2 separate regions of the Homo sapiens genome follow, and region 2 is linked to region 1. Evidence: read pairs that join two places in POLR2A ChIA-PET (ENCODE). Cell type or tissue: A673. All regions are shown on one strand.

What was found. Peaks named below come from ENCODE experiments on the same cell type or tissue, not always from the same donor. Only the 100,000 strongest peaks of a DNase experiment are listed, where the experiment ranks them.
Region 2: POLR2A ChIA-PET joins it to region 1 with 5 read pairs; 2 of 35 experiments call an interaction of 5 or more read pairs at or near these places.

The regions. Positions count from the first base shown.
Region 1 is chr4:108,673,560-108,676,059 of GRCh38, reverse strand. No RefSeq gene overlaps it. Among named protein-coding and RNA genes, the nearest start is that of OSTC, 24 kb to the right of the region's middle. In A673, no CTCF peak of the experiment used is centred here; DNase peaks (open chromatin) are centred at 1,019 and 1,479; H3K27ac peaks cover 2,072 bases.
Region 2 is chr4:109,379,886-109,382,385 of GRCh38, reverse strand. No RefSeq gene overlaps it. Among named protein-coding and RNA genes, the nearest start is that of SEC24B, 53 kb to the left of the region's middle. In A673, no CTCF peak of the experiment used is centred here; no DNase peak of the experiment used is centred here.

The sequences.
Region 1 (2,500 bases):
ATCTGATAAGTTTGACCTCTGTCCTGGAAACCATGCCACAATTAAGATAATGAACATATAATGTGGAATCTAGAAAAGTTGAACAGTAAAATCGTGGTTACTAGAGGCTAGAGAGTAGGAGAATTGGGGAGATGTTGGTCAAGGAGCACAAAATTTCAGTTAGGTGGGAGGAATTAGTTCAAGAGATCTATTGAACATCGTGGTGAATATAGTTAATAACAATATATTGTATACTTGAAAATTACTGAGAGAGTAGATTTTAAGTATTTTCACCAAAACAAAAGGTAAATATGTGAGGTAATTCACACATTAATTAGCTTGCATAGCCATTCCACAATGTGTGTGTGTGTGTGTGTGTGTGTATATATATATATATATATATGCACATCATGTTGTACACTGTAAATGTATACAATATACAATTTTTGCCAATTAATTAAATTTAAAAATATAAACTTAAAATACCGTCAAACATGTTGTATAGATTAATCTTGAATATGACTGACTTATTTTCTTCAAGTCAGACATTTTAAAAGGCCAGAATTATGAAACATTAAATAGAAAAATATTACCCTCACTTCCTTGCTAGGTATGTCCTTGGTGATGTAGGGCTGGACTCACAAAAGAGCACTTCCAACACTACTGTTAATAAAGTCAGGAAAAGATGCCATGTGGCATCCTATTTTTAAAATCTATATTCACTAATGAGTATATATGCGAAGTTATAGCTGGTCTTCACTTGAAATGGTACTTCATAGGCACGTTCCTCAACTTTACTTAGATAACTAAATTTATAGAGTACTATACTTTCTGAATAGAGCCCAGAGTTTTGCTCTTTGATAAGCTGTGTCAAGACAAGACCGTTTTTTATCTCCCCAGAATTCCCTTGGCTATTTTCAAGTCCCACAGACTGGTAGACTATGTGAATTAAAAAGAATTTTTGTCATCTAGAAAGCCAGCTGAGGGGAACTGATCAGCCCAGTAATGTTTTCAGTGCCTCCTCACAGATAGAACCCAACCTCTCTCGGTTAAAAGGCAGCTGGGCCTGTGTCCATTCAGGAGAGGATCCTAGTACTATACTTGTAACCTTTAGTCAAGTTAATGAAAAGCTTGGCATATGGGGGGATAATCTTTGGCGTATGTTTATAATATCCCCTGTATTTTAAAATTTTAAATAATTTTATTAAGATATATCTTGGAGTCCATCGTTTTCGGTCAGTTTTTCCGGTTACTACATGATCTTTCAAAATAGTTTCAAATCTCTTATTTCAGGAAAAATAATTTGTAAGTATAATTTAAGTATTATAATCCTTCCTTCCTTCCTTCCTTCTTTCCCTCCCTCCCTCCCTTCCCTCCCCTCCTTCCCTCCCTCCCTCCCTTTCCTTCCTTCCTTCCTTCCTTCCTTCCTTCCTTCCTTCCTTCCTTCCTTCTTCTATCTTTTTCTTTGCATTTTTAGCTACTGGAAGGGGCTGGGGCCCTGGTGATGCCCTGAGGCATCCTGTTCAATTGATCTTAATGAGCAGCTTCCCATTCTCTTCATCCATGGGTTTCTGATGGTATCCATTTTTTACATCCAATTTTTAATACTATTGATTTCCTTCATAAACTACCAAGGTAGCCTACATTTTTTTTAAAAAAAAAAAAGTAAAATAAAATGAAAATATCCATCACCCAAAAAAGTTTCCTTATGACCTTTTGTCACTCCTCCCTCTCATACCTCCCACTCTTCTCCCCAGACCTCACCCCCACAACCATATACAACTAGATAGAAGTCATTCGTCAGATATATATTTTGCAAGTATCTTCCAACAGCCTGAGGCTTGCCTTTTAATTTTCTTAACAGTATCTTTTGAAAAGAAAAAGTTTTTAATTTTAATCCAGTCTAGTTGATTGATGTTCTTTTCATTTATAGCTTATGCTTTTGTGTATCATATTTAAAAATCTTTGCCAAGCCCAAGGTCACTACATTTTTCATCCATGTTTTCTTCTAGAAGTATTATGATTCAGGCTCTTATATTAAAGTCTGTGATCCATGTCATTCATGAAGTTTTGTAAATGGTGAGGTAAGCGTTGAAGTTTTTTTTTTTTTTTTTTTTTTTTTTGCATATGGTTATCCAATTGCCCCAGCACCATTTGTTAAAAAGGCTATTCTTGCCGGGAGCGGTGACTCACACCTGTAATCCCAGCAATTTGGGAGGCCAAGGTGGGCAGGTCACCTGAGGTCAGGAGTTCGAAAACAGCCTGGCCAACATGGCAAAACCCCATCTCTACTAAAAATTAGCTGGGCATGGTAGCAGGCACCTGTAATCCCAGCTACTCAGGAGGCTGAGGCAGGAGAATCACTTGAACCCAGGAGGTAGAGGTTGCAGTGAGCTGAGATCATGCCACTGCACTCCAGCCTGGGCAACAGAGAGAGACTCTGTCTCAAAAAAAAAAAAAAAAAAAGCTATTTGTTCCTCATTGAATTGCCTTGGAACTTTTACCAAGTCAATGGGTCATA
Region 2 (2,500 bases), 710 kb before region 1:
AATGTTTAATAACCAGTCCTCTGGAAAGGAGAAAGTTGAAGACCCCATTTATACATTTGCTCATTTCTGTGGTGTAAATACCCTGAAAATAGCTGATTTCGAGCTATCAACATTACTGAAGATGGAGCTGGGAAGAGGTGAGCATAAGTGACACTCAAAAGTCAGTACTGGCTGTACTCATTACTTTGGATTCCATAAATTTAAGCATAAAGTTTGAGATTGAGTTGTTATACTTAAATGTTAGTTGAATGAATTGTGGACGAGTAAACTAAGACTATGGGACTGGAATTTTATTTTTTGGGTAGGGAAAAATTTAGTGTGAATAAAGACTTTAACATCTCAGAGTATTCTTCCTGGATTTTAGTGAACGTCACAAAAGTAACAACAGAAAGAAAATTAAGAATGCATTTATTGAGAATGTATTCTTTAAATAGCACTCTTTATTACATACTGTAACAAATCAGGCTATTTAAACACAGGCTGTTTTCAGCATAGCACTTTATGGCAATAAAACACTTTGCAAATCAATTTTATTGTTCCTCTCTACAACCTCAAGAGGTAATAGATATGAGTTCCCTATTTTTACAGATGAAGAAAGTAAGGCACAAAGAGATCTTCAAACTTTCACATAGTGTGTTAATAGAAAAACTGGGATTAAGACTTGAGTCCTGGAATTTCCCAGTCATAGTTTATTAGGTTATGTTTTCTGAAATGTGCATAATTTAAAATGGGACTTTAATTGGCTTTGGTCTGCAGGGGTGGCTATGCTTTCTATTGGTACAGTGTTGCAGACCTGAGCTACATTATGATGCTTGTCCTGTCCCTTCTTGCCAGCCTTGATCTGTCCAGAGTCTTTGCTGAGAAGGGCCCTTAGAGGGCCATGATTTTTATAGGATTCCTAAAATCATTCGTCCCCCAAACCACAGCTGCTTGGATTAGAGGTGAACACCAGACCCAGGGGTGACCGATCAATAGATTGGCCTGTGGCCTAAACATAACAGGACTGTCATACTCCTCTCCAGAATTTGGAATAACAAAGAATGAGAAAATTAGTGTGGGTGCTGCAAGGTAAAAATCATGATGTAAAGATATGCTGGAAAGGCCAGGGTGGACTGTGGTTAACTAAAATCACGAGAGCAGAAATTACTAGTAAGTAGAAAGTTTGACTTAGAGAACAGAGAAAGATTAGATAAGGAAGCAAGTCGTTAGAGTAAGAAAAATAAATAAATATTCAGGAAAAATAAATAGACACCATGAGAGACAAACCATGTAGCAATTGATAGCTGGTGGAGACAGAGCAGCCAATTCTTAGGGCTGCTCCTGTGACTGGCAGCTTTCCAGCTTCTATCCATGTATATATGTACAAGTTCTGCTGCACAAAACAGGAACTCTGCATTAGTGACTTAGCCCAAAGGGGGTTTGTAGTCTTCACATAACAAGAAGTCTGCAGGCAGGCGGCTCAGGGCTGGAGCAGCAGCTCCACAACATCAACAACACACCAAGCTGCACTAGCTTTCCACTTCACCATCCTGGACAAGCAGCTTTTCTCCTCATATTTGCCATCTCACAGCCTCCAGCTTCACATCTATTTCCATGAGGGAAGAAATGATGAAGATAAATGTGTTTTCCATGTATAAGTATCAGAAATGCAAAACTTCCCCCAAAAATCCTGCTTTTTTTCTCATTACCTAAACAGTGACATGGACTCTTCGCAACAAAAACTTTTTTTTTTTTGAGACAGAATCTCACGCTGTCGCCAGGGCTGGAGTGCAGTGGCATGATCTTGGCTCACTGCAACCTCCGCTTCCTGGGTTCAGGCGATTCTCCTGCCTCAGCCTCTCAAGTAGCTGGGATTACAGGCGCCTGCCATTATGCCCAGCAAATTTTTTGTATTTTTAGTAGAGACGGGGTTTCACCGTGTTGGCCAGGCTGCTCTTGAACTCCTGACCTCATGATTCACCCGCCTCGGCCTCCCAAAGTGCTGGGATTACAGGTGTGAGCCACTGCGCCCGGCCAAGCAAAACTTTAAGAAATATAAACCCTTCTCCTTTTTCTGTTTTTAGCTTAGCACATTGTTGCCCAGGACAAAATTGGGAGTCCAGGGCTGGGTGCGGTGGCTCACGCCTGTACTCTCAGCACTTTGGGAGGCCAAGGCAGGTGGATCATGAGGTCAGGAGTTCAAGACCAGCCTGGCTAAGATGGTGAAACCCCATCTCTACTAAAAATACAAAAATTAGCCACACATGGTGGCATGCACCTGTAATCCCAGCTGCTCAGGAGGCTGAGGCAGGAGAATCGCTTGAACTCGGGAGGCAGAGGTTGCAGTGAGCCAAGATCACGCCACTGCACTCCAGCCTGGGTGACAGAGTGAGACTCCATCTCAAAAAAAATAAAATAAATAAAATAGAATAAAAAAGAAAGAAAGAAAATTGGGAGTCCAGTTAGTAAGAAGAAGGGAAAGACTGGTGAAGCAACTAGCACTGCCTTCCCAGCATACTTG